Linked DNA regions of Mus musculus: region 1 is linked to region 2. The links are chromatin loops, found by intact Hi-C in ENCODE. Cell type or tissue: heart. All regions are shown on one strand.

What was found. A loop is a pair of places that touch in the nucleus more often than their neighbours do. Peaks named below come from ENCODE experiments on the same cell type or tissue, not always from the same donor. Only the 100,000 strongest peaks of a DNase experiment are listed, where the experiment ranks them.
Region 1: it touches region 2 in a loop (2.3-fold over the local background); 3 of 42 quality-filtered maps call a loop at or near these places.

What each region holds. Positions count from the first base shown.
Region 1 is chr2:113,651,810-113,659,809 of GRCm38, forward strand. The region is part of intron 16 of Fmn1 (formin 1); the gene reads left to right. Among named protein-coding and RNA genes, the nearest start is that of 4930533B01Rik, 53 kb to the right of the region's middle. In heart, no CTCF peak of the experiment used is centred here; DNase peaks (open chromatin) are centred at 2,442, 3,052 and 4,282; H3K27ac peaks cover 208 bases.
Region 2 is chr2:113,803,462-113,811,461 of GRCm38, forward strand. The region is part of intron 2 of Scg5 (secretogranin V); the gene reads right to left. Among named protein-coding and RNA genes, the nearest start is that of Scg5, 22 kb to the right of the region's middle. In heart, a CTCF peak has its summit at 4,423 (motif pointing left); no DNase peak of the experiment used is centred here.

The DNA of each region.
Region 1 (8,000 bases), 150 kb before region 2:
GTAAAGAGAATTTAGACATAGACTTACGAATAGTTTTTGTAGACATAGCAGGAAATTATGATCATGTGGGACTGAATGTGTCATTTGTACTTAAATTTGTTCTCCCTGTGAGTCTTGTAGATAACATTGTTTTTTGTAAGCTGTGAGAGATCAGAAAATAATCCCAGCAGATTATACTGCTGCCCACAGGCTCTCAGACGCTCTCTCCGATTGGAATGGAGCCAGTAGAGTGTGCAGAGAGAGTTAAGGGCCATTTTCAAATCCATGTTGGAAAAATTCTCAATTTTTACTTCATATATCAATTTACTGTTCCTGAAAATATAGATAAGTAACCAGGATGTGGAATTTATATTAAAGTTCATGGATTCTGATTACATGTTCCAGGTGTGTGAGGTTAACACAGCACCTGTCTTAATTTAAAATGATGAATTTACCCCCTTGTGGGGCCTCTCCTCCAGGATCACACCACATATTCGCTGATATTAAAATACCATATATCTCTGTGTTACATTTATTTCTCAAAAGTATTGAGTGGACAGCATCCAAGAGACACCTAAATATAAGTGAGCTACAAAATGTGGCTCTTGTTTGCTCCAGTCTGTGACAATATAATATAAATGTGGCTCTTGTTTGCTCCAGTCTGTGACAGTATAAAGGAAAGATCAGAACATTGCCAGGAGATGGGGGTGGGACAAACAAAACATCTACAGAAATGGTCCCCAGACTTCCTAAATCTGCGGGGACCCTTTAATATAGTTCCTCATGGTATGGTGACCCCTCCAACCATAAAATAAGTTTTGTGGCTATCTCATAGCTGTAATTTTGCTACTGTTAGGAATTTTAATATATATATCTGATATGTCATCCTCAAAGGGGTCATGACCCACAGATTGAGAACCACCGATCTAAAGTACTACATAAGGACCTGAAGAAAGCCAGTGGGTACATGAACTGATACATGGCCACTGTTGGTTTGTATTAAGAGTTTATTCCTGTGTGTAAATCTGTCTTTGAGCCACAGTTTTGTATAACAAGAAAATTTTACATTGTGTGACTTTCTGCGTCTACCTTCCAAAGACTAGAGACAGCAGTGCTGGGGCACATTTCCTTCTTTGGATAACTATCTCACAAGCTGTTTGGGCTTAATGCACTGAGGTCTCCTTCTTTCTGGTATTCCTTTTTTTTTTTTTTTTTCTTGTCCAGAATTCCTCAGTGTGTGGTTGCTCTTTCCTCTCTGGGACTGGGAGATTGTGGACCTGTGCTGTTTTGTACATCCCTCATATAGGTGCCCTGACCATGCTTCTCCTCTCAAGCATCTTCTCCAGCCTTCCAGCCGCCCTCCATAATTCCTCAGTGTGAGGTTGCTCTTCCCTCTCTGGGACTGGGAGACTGTGGGCCTGTGCTGTTTTGTACATCTCTCACATAGGTGCCGTCCAGTCCACCACCAAGCAATGATAAGTGCCTTAGCGGTTGCTAAAACAGCCAATCCCCAAGACAATACCTTTGCACACTCGATTCAAAATGCCATGCACACAGCGACCCTGTCCGGGAAGAAATGGATTGAGCCAGTGGTGCACCACTGGGATGTGCAGAAATCAGACATATCCACCATGCTGCTGCTATCATTGGTATACTGTCATTAAGTTGCTCAGACCAGATAACTCCACTGTTCTCATAATGATCTGGTAAGAACATTTCCTCTTGCTACCAGCTCCTCTAATAGCAGAGTCTGAGCCACAGCACACATGCTGCGGGCTAGAGACAAGGGCACAGTAGATATAGGCAGCAGGCTGGGATGACGGGGGCTGCCGAATTGCTGAGTTTCCTCTGCAGACCTTAGGCTCCTACTCACCCAATTCCACATCTCAGGGATGTGATCTTTCCAGCCCGGGTGGAGCAGGTAAGCAATGCTAGACTTTCTTCAATGGAGTTTATTACATGTCTCCTTATATCCACTATGTGTCTCTCTAGATGCCTAGAGATAAATATCTGAAATCGGGTTTGTATTGTCTTCTTTGTACAGCTCTCCCTGACATCAAGTAGCTTGTCCATAGTATGCTTGCAATGCGTTCTGGATGATTAGACGCAAATCATCCAGGGCCCGCTTTGTTTCATCCTCCTCCAGGGCTAGACTGCTGTGCGTTAGCCCGTCCTGTATGGCAGCAGGGAGCTAATTATTGCCATGCTCAACAATTTTGAGTAGAAATAGATGTGTTTTCCTCTCTCCGGAGAACAGGGCTTGTTTGTGACAAACACAAGGTCTTGCTGTGTAGCCCAGGCCAGCCTTGTGTTTATGATCCTCCTGCATCAATCTCCCCTCTCCACCCCCCCAAGCTTGGCTTACAGATAATGTCACCACTCACTAGAGGAATAGAGTCTTGAGCAAATCCTCACAACCCTATTACAGGGACTCTGATAGGTGCCAGTCGTCACTGACTTCTGCACATGGTGAAGGGAAAGGTACTTCCTTATGTTGGTAAGTAGGGAAGCAGAAGCAGTTTTGAGAGTTACCGGTCAGTAACCGTAAGCAGGGACGGTGGCCCTTCGCTTGGGAAGGTCTCTGCTGTGGAGTTTGAGGGGCTTCAAGTCCTCATCCTCAGGTAGGCTACTGTCTTCTGTTAAGGAGCAATAGAAATGTAAACTGTTGTACAGTGTAGCAAAAGACAGTAAGGTGCAACTCAAGTCTAAAACAGGCCAGAAACTCACTGAAACAGAATCAGTCTCGCTGCCAAAACCAGGAGGCTGGCATGGTGTTGACACTTGCCATTTTGACTCGTTCATCTGAATATCTGGAAATGGCCTGACTTGGAGTGGAGGTCCAGCTCTGTGCCTGAGTGGCAGGGTGGGTGACTAGGATGCCAAAAGCTGTGGAAAGGAAGCCTTTGTGGGAGGCCAGCTGCTTGCACCAATCTCTGCTTGGCTTGCTGGTCGAAAGCTTTGATCTCAAGGCCCTTTCCCATGAGACATCTTCCCTTTCCTCTTGTCACATATGCAGCACCCCTCACCCACTACACACACCCTGGTTTGGTCCAGTTCCAAGGGAAATGAGCTGTTTGTCCAGTCACCGTCTCCGGGCTGTATAAACAAGCAGATGGGCAATCAGCACCCTTCTCAGGCCTTGGACCGCTCGGCTGCTTGCACAAATGGGGACTCATCACTCAATTTTTGGACTGTAGTCGCACAAGCATGAGATAATGGGGACGGCTCAGCTTTCGAGATCTCTTCATGCTGTTTAGATTTCAGTCTCCGTGTCAAAAATCTATTGTTCAAAGCAGCTTTGGCAGCAGCAGCCGCTGCCCTTCCACTCATTTGGAAAAATAATAATTCAGACCCTGTTGCCTTGATTTCTCTTTCCTTACTAAACGAAGTCTTAGCAAGCAGAAAATGGACTCCTTCCCACAAAAGAGGGTTATTATTTTTTTTGAAAATACATAGAGGATATCTTCCCTTAATTATCCAAATATTAATAGGGCCGGTCATCTAGCTAACAACGGTTTGTTTTGTTTCTCACTTTAAGGGCCTTGGATATTGCGGTAGCCTGGGGAAGAGTGGGGCAGTCTAGAGACTTGTCACCTCAGGGCTGCTGTCATTCTTGTCACCTGAGCATTTCAATGTGGGCACTGGTCTTGTTTCTTCTGATTCACGGAGGCTTTATGGGGGATTCTCCCTAACTGCCCCTGTCTCCTCAGAACTCAGGCTTCCTGCAGCTCTGGCTCTTGTCAGTGCAAGCTGCCCTGCTGTCTCACCCTTGCTCCTCCTGCAGGCACCCGTAGATATCAGGCTTGCTTGGGTTCCTGTCTTCTTGCCTTCCTGTGATTCTTTTCTCCATTACTTCAGTCATCTCTTTCCCCCCTCACAGTCTCCTCTTTTCTTAGTCTCCTCCCTCTCCCCTTCTCCCCCTCTCCCCCTCTCTCCCTCTCTTCCTCTCTCCCTTTCCCCGTTCCCCTCTCTCCTCTCCCTCTCCCTTTCCTTCCCCCTCCTCCTTTCTCCCCCTTCCCCTTTGTTTTCAGTTCCCTGTGTTTTACTCTTCATAGTTTTTCAGTTTGGATTTCTGTCACTCTGGACAGTCTGGTGTGTTCAAACTCCCTCCCTCTCCTCCTCATCGCCCCCCCCCCCCCCATTGCTTTTCTGTTGGTTTTCATTTCTTCCCCAACCCTTCACCTTAGATTCCTAAAAACTCTGAAGTTTTTCAGCCTGGAAGTGTCGCTTGGACAGTGTCACTCTGATGAGGCAAGAGCACGTGGCATAGTGGTTACCTTCTTCCTCCTAGTCTGCCCTGATGAAGCCATCTGCTCATGGGGCAGGGCATCAACAGAGAGGACATCCTGTTCTCTGTGACTGGCAACTATTACTTTTGATTTGCTAATTCAGCATTTAGATTGTCTAAGGCCTAAAGGAAAAAAAACGATGTGAATGCTTGTCTCAGGGACTACACAGCTGCCATAAGTCTTACCCAGCTTGTGAGCAGTGTTTGCTCTCAGTGACCACCTCAGGCATTAGAATAGTTTCCCTCAGCTCAAGGCTGGCACCATGCTTACTTGTCCTCTGGCTGTCCGTCTTTTTAATCTGGAAACGAGGCAGAGCTTCTGGGCTTTCTCCCAGAGCTCTGTCTAGCTTGGCTCACCTGCCAGCACATCCCTTTGTGGCCTTTATTTCAGTGACTATCAAATTTATATCTCTAACGCATACATCTCTAGGAAACCCAGGTTTGTATATCCAACTGCCAATTAAATACCTCAAACTCGGCATCCCAAACCAAACTCTGACTTCCTCACTTCACCCTTTGGGCTGCCATCTGTCATCTGCTCAGAAGTGGAAGTGCCCTTCCTTGAAACGCTAAAGCTGAAGTCTTGGAAAGTCTTTAACTTTTCTCTCTCTCCCACCACAGCCAGTCTGTTATTGTTTCTATTATCACACCGGCTCTAGCACCACCCTTTCTCAAATGCACTTGTCCTGCCCATCTTTAAAAACTCATGTCAGATTGTTACTCATTTTCTAGAGTCCTCTGGCAAGTCATCTTTTTAATCCTAAGATTCAGAGTCTGGTAAAACCTGCAAGCCCTGCCTACACCACAGCTGTCCTCAGCTTTCACTCCCTTCCCCTCCTTGCCTAGGTCTCTGCCCTCTCCTATCTCCTCATGCTCCCTGGTCTGTTATGGGACCTCCTGCTGGGTCCTCTTCTGTCCAGAGAGAACTTTCCCAAGACATCCACAGGACCCCGTCCTCTACTACATTCCAGTCTTTTCTTAGATATGTCAGAGACAGCTAAGTATCTTAATCAGTTTGGTTTACTTATAAGAGAAGACCTTAGCCTGAGTAATTTATAAACAAATAACATTTCTTGTGATCCCTAGAAAATCCAAGACAAGGTGTCCCTAATGTCCTGAGGTTGTCCTTCCTCAGAGGCTGCGCCTCCTTAATGGTGGTCTCATGTGGTGAAGAGGGACAAATAAGGGCACTAAGCTCACCCATGAGCGTTGAACAACATCACAGCCCACCCCATGATATCACATCAGAAATTATGCTCAACATATAAATGTTGATAGAGTAAAGGAATTCAGAACATGACAGCAGCACCCTATATAATAGCTATATAAAGTTCAGCACCCTACATAATGCTAATAGAAAGAAGCTTGTCTGGTAACCCTAATTGTTTCTTTCTCTCTCTTCTCCATTTTACATAGCTTCTTAATATTTATCTTCACATGAAATACTATGCATTTGCTTTATGTTTCCATCTGGCCCTTTTAGAAAACAAAAACAAAAATATGTATTTGAAGGAGAGATTCTATTTCACTCATGGTTCACAGTAAGCATGCCGTTAGTATGTTTTCATTGAGGAGCAGAGGAGGTGCAATCAGGAAATAGCTTGTACCAGAAATGGAAATCAGCAAGGAAGTGAATTAGAAGCTGAGTGTTGATGTTTGGAAAATGAGGACTCTTTACAGGGACTCAGAGTAACGTTGTGGATGGCGTGAAGCGTGGAATGCATAGTATGTAAGGTTCACTATGTCTGGGGCATTAGGTACTCTGGGTCATATCTTTTAGGGCTCTGGGCTAGGAAGCCATTTACTTATAGTCATGTTACCCTGAGTATTCAGGAGTCCCATGGAATAGTTATCTAACTAAGTCAGATTTCTGATGGGCCAATGCCATATCCAGACATGGGACAGTGTGTAAGGCTGTTGGCAAATACGTAATTAATGCACAGCCACCTGCAGGATCAGCATGGGAGTTTGTGAAGGAGAGACAGGGTTTTGGGGAGGCATAAGGAGGCAGTGGACATTGAATCAATTGGCAGGGATAGTTATTCTCCATCAAGATATTCTCCTAAAATTATAAGTTTAGGAATCATATTCTGCATCAAGATCCAGGAGCTTCTGAGCTCTCTGGGGTTTGGTCCTTCTCATCGACTGTTTCTGGCCTTTCAGTGAATGCTATGTTGTCTTTAGCATCTACTGAACCTCTCAGTAACTGAATTCTTTGGGACTCAGTTTTATTACGTACTGAAATGCTGAAGGGAAGTCTTCTACTGTGCTCTATGTGTCTGTATTAGAAATTAACATTGGGAAATCCAAGAAGTAATGAGAAATGGGAAAAAGTTCCTAGGTTGTGGCAAGTCCAGGTGGACCCAAGGGTCTATGTTTTACTTTTTTGTGGGGGTAGGGGGGACCATTAAAGATTTTAACAGGACAATGGTATGATGAGCACTGTAGAATAAAAAGATACTGGCCATGGTATACACATGAAGCTAGAGGCAGGAGGGATAGTAGATAAAAGAATTAGAATTTAAGAGGAAATGGGATAATAGAAGGGAAAGGTGATCAGGATATAAACTGGGGTGTATTTTACAGGACACAAGCATTGGAAAGGTGAGCATGGTGTCCTTGCAGGCTACACACAATTGTCATAAAGGTGACATCCCTGCTCACCTGTCCTCGCTGCTGTATTCACTCCCCAGTCCCAACCACGTGGTATTCCGGAGCTGACTGCATGTCGAAATGATGAACAGTGGACATTGGGTGTGGTAGAAGGGGGTGAAAATAGCTCCCTGAGCTTCACTTACTGAAAGCATAGAATAAAGGCCAAAATAATAAAGCTGAAGTTAGATTATGGATTGTTGCTATAAGTTACACTAATGGCCAGTCACAGAGGAGAAAGCATGGGTCTCCTGAATGAGCAGCATGAAGCACAGAGCATGCAAAGCTCTGATTTCCTCAAGTTTGCGAGCTTTACCCTCTCCCTTCCTGCTTTGCACCAGACACTTACCATTAAGAGTGCTCCTTGCCCTTTCTAATTCGTTGAAGAATTGAGTTGGAATTTTGATGGGGATTGCATTGAATCTGTAGATTGCTTTTGGCAAGATAGCCATTTTTACTCTATTGATCCTGCCAATCCATGAGCATGGGATATCTTTCCATCTTCTGAAATCTTCTTTAATTTCTTTCTTCAGAGACTTGAAGTTCTTATCATACAGATCTTTCACTTCCTTAGAGTCAAGCCAAGATATTTTATATTATTTGTGACTATTGAGAAGGGTGTTGTTTCCCTAATTTCTTTCTCAGCCTGTTTATCCTTTGTGTACAGAAAGGCCATTGACTTGTTTGAGTTAATTGTATATCCAGCTACTTCATTGAAGCTGTTTATCAGGCTTAGGAGTTCTCTGGTGGAATTTTTAGGGTCACTTATATATACTATCATATCATCTGCAAAAAGTGATATTTTGACTTCATCTTTTCCAATTTGTATCCCCTTGATCTCCTTTTGTTGTCGAATTGCTCTGGCTAGGACTTCAAGTACAATGTTGAATAGGTAGGGAGAGAGTGGGCAGGCTTGTCTAGTCCCTGATTTTAGTGGGATTGCTTCAAGCTTCTCACCATTTACTTTGATGTTGGCTACTGGTTTGCTGTAGATTGCTTTTATCATGTTTAGGTATGGGCCTTGAATTCCTGATCTTTCCAAGACTTTTATCAGGAATGGGTGTTGGATTTTGTCGAATGC
Region 2 (8,000 bases):
GGACTTAGGAGCGTCCCACCCCACCATCCTAAGCAAAGCCTCACCTAGGTTACCGAGGGGCACCAACCACAGTCTGGGCAAGTTTCAGTCTATTTGGAATAGTATACTGCAACACCACCTGATAGCAATAGAACGTAAACCTTACATATAATTGAAAGTTGTCTGATAGCTTCACTTCAGAAAGCAAAAAGAAGCAGGGGAAACTAAATTTCAATAAGTTCATTTTAATCTATCTCAGTCTATCCAAATTGCTGTTATTTTAACATACTGTTGATATTAAAGAAGAAAAGAAAAGGAAAGAAAAGAAAAGAAAAGAAAAGAAAAGAAAAGAAAAGAAAAGAAAAGAAAAGAAAAAAGACCTACTATTGGGATGTTTTACACTCTTTTCTCACACTATCCACAGCATATTCTGTGTAGTTTGTACTTAGGGAGTCTGGCAATTTAAGTGACCCATCTGGCACCTGCCTAGGAGCCATATGGGGCTGGTGACCCACGTGTGGAGCAGGCAGGCATGCAAGGAACACTGCTGTGGGCTCTGAAAGGCACAGCCTCTGTAGTCTGACTGCTTGAGTTTGAGTCTTGGCTCCATCAAACTGGCTGTATGACCTCTTCTGTAAAGAGAAGACACTAAAAATACCAACATTTGTGGGATGACATCAGGATAAAATAAAATATTCTTCTTAAGGCCTTTTGTATGAATTCTGGCCAATACTAAATGTTTAATAAAGGTCAGCTGTGGTTATCATTTTATAACGTGTAGGACATGTACAACGTACAACCTTATGTGACAAATGCTCTCAACTCTTTGAATACTAGTGTCCTTCTCTATAAACAGGTGATATTAACTACATACTTATTCCATGTCCATTTTATTTCCCCCCAGACTCAGGTATGGATGAAGAAATAACTAAATACATGATAAGCAGACACGAAAGTAAATAAATATGCCTGGACAATGGCAAACTGCAGCGTGACAGAGTATCTATGTAGGAGACAAGTATCCAGAAGGTTCCACTCTGTCTCTACTAGCATCTTTTACCATCTGCCTACTGGAAAATACCTAACAGAAAGCAGAGTTGCTTTCTATAGGCTGATGCACAGGTTGTTTGCATTATATGGGGTATGGTTGAGGTTTTAGAGTTATTCAATATTACTGTGAGTATTGACATATGAATGTGTGTATGTATAACGTCTCTGTGGACTCTGTTTCCTTCTTCCAAATTCATATGGGTCCTGAGGATCAAACACAGGTCTCCTGGCTTGCACAGCAATATGCTTTACCTGCTGAGCCACTTCATGGGCCCTTGTAGTTATTGTTTTTAAAGCAATAGTTTTGCCTCATTCCCCAAGACCAACTAATTATTATAAGATTCAAAATCCCTATTGAACGTGGCTTTTTCTGCTTTTCTATAGAGAGGATTTCTTAATGGCTCATACAGGATGGATTTGTTAAGTTTTAGAATTACCCAGGAAGTACTCCTGAAGATGTCTACAATCTGCATGTCAAAACAGAGAATGATACCCAAGTGATGGGATTGGTCACAGCACCAGAAATGGACATGTGCACCTCAGAACCACAGGCTCTGGGGCCCTCTGGGTTGCCCTTCATGGAGATGTTGTGAGTCCTCTGTAGTTTCCAAGCTCCTCTCCACCCCCGTGCTCATTTCTGAGGAACACCAAATCTGGCATCCAAGCTGATGCATCTGCAATGGCCAGACACATGGTCCCTTGTCAGGTCTCCCTGCCATCCGAGGGCATCTGAGGAAAGGAAACCAGCACTGCAGCATTTACCTAATGGGACTCCACTCCACAATTCTGACTGCCCTCTTCCTCACAGAAACTCAGCAGAGCCAGACCCAACAATGAAAAGGAATGAGGCAAATAACCAAGTTCTCCTGAGCCTGGAATTATCTCTACTCCCAAGTTGTACCATTTGGAAAGCGGCAGACAACAGGGTAGAAACAAAGGAAGAAAGTCTAATGCTGAGGTCACCACTTAACAGAATGGGTGAACGTGTTGTTTTCTAGAATGATGTTGGGACAGATTACTGGGTGTGCATTTGTCCTATTATTTCAGGGACATCAGGCACACTTTGAGGAAAGGCCACCCTGGTCATACATCTTCCTTCTGTTCACTTCAGGACAGTGATGTGGACTTAAGGGACTCCACCCGTGACACAGAACTTCAAAAATTTGTGTAAATCTTGAGCCTGTTCTCACCCCTCAATGCTAAATGGCTTTATCCATGCTGATCTCCCCTTTGGACAAAGCACTCAGAAGAAGAATAACTGTGAAAGATTCTCCGAGAACAAACTGAGACGTGGGTAGCTGGGAAGGAAGCTGGCCTCACCCTCTACCTGGGCTTCAGTACCACACATCCTGAGTGAGGCAGCCCTTTCCAGACCTCATTGCTCTCTTTGGTATTCCTCACATGGAACACGTGTTCAGTACCCGTCTATTTCTAGGGCTGTCTTTATTCCATGAGAGAAGAGGGTTATGAAATACTTCCCAGTATACCAGCTGTCGTTTCTACAAACAGGTCTATTCCAGTCTACAAAGTCCTAGCAGTAGTCTGACAGGGAAGTTGAATGCAGTCCCTCATTGCATGCACAATGAGTGTGGCTATTTCAAAGGCCTTGCAGCCATTACCATTATTTTCCAATTGCATGTGCATGGGTGTTTTGACTTCATGCAGTCTATACATCATGCGTCTGTCTGATGCCTGTGGAGTTCAGAAAAGGGCACTGGGTTCCCTGGATCTGTAATTAGAGAGAGTTGTAAGGTGTCATGTGGGTGCTCAGAATCCAACCTTGGTCCTCTGGAATAGCAGTCAGTGTTCTTAACCACTGAGCCATCTGTTCCAGCCCTTTTGAAATATGAGTTTGTATTGCTTTTCTTAACACGGGTTTCCAAGTTGCACAAGACTCAGGCCCCGAGGAACTTGACGCTGCTCTCTGATGTTCCTACAGTCATCGATGATTTCTTCAGATGCCATTATTTCAACTCAGACCCATTCAGCACAAATATTTACAGATCCACTAGGTCTGTAGCCATGGAGAAATGAGAACTCAATTCTGAAAAGTTAGAGTGATTGGATCTGATTCTTTTGATCCCAAGGAAGGGAGTGGGAAAAGGGTGGGCAAAGGAAGAAAAGAGGAAGCAGAGAGCCGTGCCTCCCAGATCCACAGTTGACCTTCCATCAACAGCTGTCATAGGCCCTCCTTCAGCAAAGAATGTCAGCTCTTCAGACTCAATTTTCTATGAAACGCGCGTGGTGGGTGGATAGGAAGTTCCCAGACGTCCCACTCTGACCCTTGATTCTGTCGCATGCATCGGTTTGCTTTATTGTGGCACTTCTCACTGGAGTCTCAGAACAGCCTCGGGCACCAGCCAGTGGAATTTTCTGGTGAGCCTCAGGCATCAGACTGAGCACTCTTCCTGCTACGCTGGGCTGAGATCCTTGCCAGCCGAGCAGTAAGTCAGGCTGATGTCATTAGTTTTGATGGCCTTCAGATATGTCCTGTTGTCAGGCTAAGTCAAGGAGGAGCGCTTGATAGTAAGCAGCGTCTCGGCCTGCTCAGGGACAGGGGCTGAAGCTGGAGTTGGCACCGCGGCTCACAGGGAAAGGCTTTCTTTCTCTGATGCCTCCATTTAAAACCTGGCTTTTTCCCCCCTCCAGATTGAGCCCCCCACTGCTGCCAGCTCGGTTGTCAGGGGGTCAGAGTTACTAATAAACAAGCGTCACCAGTTGTAGATACCCAGGGCACCAAACCCAAGCTGCTGGGAGGCCTGGGGCCCAGAAATCTTCCATCCTAGCATTCCCGGCTAAACAGTGAAGAACCATCATATTAAAAGGTCACTGTTTCAAGCAGACCTGAAAGTGCCCCTGTCTCCTGCCAGGAAGCCAGATGGGGCAGCACTGTCAGCCTAAAGCAACCAAATCCACATCACAAAGAACACCTACTGGAGGTTCCAGGTATGTAAAGTCACTGTGAAAGTAGGCCCAGGGGTAGAATTGAGATTAGTCAGTGCTCTTCCAGTACTGGGAAAGGGGAGAGGAGGTGGGAGAGATGGCAGGGATGAAAAAAGAGATAAAGTTCCTTTCTGAGATGATAAAAAATATTCTAAAATGGATTGCTGTGACACGAATACACAGAAAACCATGAAACTGTACAGTTTATTAGGCAACTGTGTAAAGCACAGCTGTCACATATTTTAAGCAAAAACAGGAATGGCCCTGACCACATACAAACGCATCGGGCCCACTCATGGTCACTGTCAGGTTAACTACAAACCCGACCAGTGGTGTTCTATGCAGGAAAGAGCTCTCAAGGATCTTCACTTAGCCCAGCTCAGGACCCTGGGTCAAGTAATAGCCTCCTACTCGCCAGAGCAATGATTCTATTCTGAGCCAATGGCGCCGCCTGGTGGCCATCACACAATTAATTCCCCGTCTTCTCCCGAATTTTCACTCCAATATTTCTCTACTTGTACTAAAAATCTTAGAAAAACTTTTGCTGCAAGTCTGATTGTGAAAACTCAAGGTTCTATGAAAGAGTCAGTCAGGCGCAATTACAGCTGGTGAAGAAGGAATGCATCTTGTTAACAAACACTTCAAAGAATAAGAAAAACACAGGGACGGAAAGATGTGCAGGTTTGTAGATCACGAAATAAATACTAATTAAAACATTAAGGTGCCGGGCGTTGGTGGTACACGCCTTTAATCCCAGCACTTGGGAGGCAGAGGCAGGCGAATTTCTGAGTTCGAGGTCAGCCTGGTCTGCAAAGTGAGTTCCAGGACAGCCAGGGCTATACAGAGAAACCCTGTCTCGAAAAACCAAAAAAAAAAAAAAAAAAAAAAAAGAAAAAAAAAAAAGTAAAGAAAAGAAAAAAAGAAAAAACATTAAGATACCAGTTTTACCTTTCAAGGAGTTTTTAAAGGGCAGTTGTCATAGAAGACAAATGGAAACGCTGTCCATGAGTAGAGTAGAGGGAGAGAGGGAAGGAGGAGATGGAAGAAGAGAGAAACACTGCAGCCATTGGTTAAACAGTTGAGAGCAACTTGACAGTAGTTGAGGAAATAGAACCTAAAAATATATAGAGTTTGGTCAAATTATTCTTTTCCCTGAAATGCACACCCTAGGAAATTTATCAGGTGTCTACATGAAGGGTCATGTGCATATATAGTCAGTAAGGAAATATTTATGAAAATAATAAATTGGAAAAACTCTAAGTGCCCACCACTTGGGGGATGTTTGCACTGTGTATATTTGTATAAGAGGATGTGATGCAGTTACTAAAAATCATGACATTAACTTGTTAGGATATAGAATATTTTGCTGGAATATTACCTACGAAATACAGACAAACACTATTTATGAAGGTGGGAGAGATGGCTCAGTGGTCAAGAGCATTTACTGTTCTTACAGAGGACCTGAGTTTGGTTCCCAGCACCCACAACAGGAAGCGCACAACCTCCTGTGATGACCACTGCAAGGAAGATGACCATGTCTTCTGGCCTCTGCACTCACGTGCGTACAGCCCCCAGCAATCTCCCCACAGATAACTGTAAAAACCTTTATTTGAAGTGTTATTTTCAAGGCTATCCATTAGAGGAAATTACCAAAGTAAAAGGGCCCTAAACACACACACACACACACATACAAGTATGCACACACACAGGATAAATACATAAACTAAATAGATGTCAAACATGGAACCTTCTAAGTGGTAAGACTATAAATAATCTTTAACATTTTGTACTAATGATTCACAATGCTTTTATTACTTTCATATTTAAAAAGGTTTAAACATAATTAGAGTCCTTAAAGTTACTTCCCAAATTTTGTTTTGAATATGCAAGGGTAAGAAAAAGACAGATAGGAGAAGGAAGAGATGAAAAGGAAGGAGAGATATATGTACATACATATATAGACACACACACACACATAATGTATATACGTACACATACATCACATCATATGTATGTGCATACACACACATATATATACACTCGCACATATACATTGCAGAGAACTAAATTTCAACAGAAGATCTTAACCTGCTAGGAACATTTAAAATCACCTGAAGATGTTTTGAGCTGTCCCATTGGGGAAAATCTACTGCCCTCTAATGGGCAGAGGCTAGGGATGTGGACCGTCAACGGGAAATGCTGCAGCCTAGGTATCAACAGTGGTGAGGGTGCAAATTCTGCTCTAGATTCAAATACAAGTGAGCCAAATCTAGATTCTATGTCCTAAGCCTGTCTTTGCACACTGCTCAACCACTTCCACTGCAAAACAGAACATAGGATTTATGAAGACAAAAATTGTAATAAATAACATACTGGGCCACGGTAGACACAAAATGGGGATTATTTCCCTTCTACTAGAACATTTCCCTTTGAATAAGTATTTTACAGATCTGTTTTTACCCTTCATGTGGAGACTCTATCTATGTCCAGTATTTAAGAAACATAAGCTGTTATTAGACGCGTTCTCACGACCGGCCAGGAAGAACACCACAGACCAGAATCTTCTGCGGCAAAACTTTATTGCTTACATCTTCAGGAGCCAGAGTGCAAGAAGCAAGAGAGCAAGAAGCAAGAGAGAGAGAAAACGAAACCCCGTCCCTCTTAAGGAGCATTCTCCTTCGCCTCGGACGTGTCACTCCCTGATTGGCTGCAGCCCATCGGCCGAGTTGACGTCACGGGGAAGGCAGAGCACAAGTAGTCATAAGATACCCTTGGCACATGCGCAGATTATTTGTTTACCACTTAGAACACAGCTGTCAGCGCCATCTTGTAACGGCGAATGTGGGGGCGGCTCCCAACATCTCCCCCTTTTTCTTTTAATAAGAGCAAATAGGCCACCCATATTAATGAGAGTGGAGATAGAGGTCAAATCCCCAGTGTGTAGGTAAAGGAGCCATGTACAGGATTAGCTCTTAGGCTTACAGGCTTTTACCCAGAGCAACCCTGACCTGCTCCCGTGTCGTTTTGCCTGGGGGAAGGGAACTAGGACACTGAACCTTCATGAAAGATGACATGTCTCCCTAGAATAGGCTCATATATGCCGCAGAGCCTTTCCATTGCAGTGCTTAGCCTTGCAACTCTCTCGGGCTGCTGAAGCACACTCACTCTATCCCGTGCAATGAGTCTAGCCTCATGGGATATAAGAGCTGAGTGGCCAGCGACCTATTGCCTAAGCATAGATAACCATATATCAGGGGGAGCTCCATGTTCTAGTCCTGCAAGCGCCTGGGCAATAACCACCTTGTCTCTCCTAGTTTGGGCCTTAAGCTTACAGACCAAATCAAAGAAGCAACACTAATCCACAGCAAAGTGTATCTCCAAATAATATTAATCCCACCCATTTTTTAAAGAAAGAAAATGCTGAGGAGATCCAATTGGGTAATCCTTTGGTCAGGGACAGGTCCAAGCGCGTGGAGTTGACCTGAAGTCTCAATTCCCGAAGGATCTGTTCAAATTCAGCCATCCAATTCTGTAACATATACTGAAAAAGACTTTTTGACAAATTAGCTGCCCTAGTAAATTTCTCATACTGAATGGAAACAACACACAATCCCGGAAACTTTTGTTCACATCCCTGCTGAGTTATTTGTCATAATACATCTAGTTGTATCTGGACAAGATCTATGAGTTGATTAACCAGCATGAGACCTCTCTGTATCTTGACATTAGCTGAGGCCTGTTCATCTATGACTGTAGTCACTGAGGCTGACAAAGTGTTAATGGTGTCAGTCGTCTGGACCTGTCCAGACAGAGCCAAGGCTGTCTGAATTAAGGCCAAACCCAGTTCCTAGTTAGTGGTAAAAAAGCAGGAGAATACATCACCGTCATTGGGAGTGGAAATGTCGACATTATCCCCCAACGCTGCTCTCTCTTTATTATTGACGCCCTGGACATCACCAAGATGAGGGACATTAGTATTCCCTTGGTCAGTCTGGACCTCTCGGGTGAGTCTTTCTGGTACCCAAAAT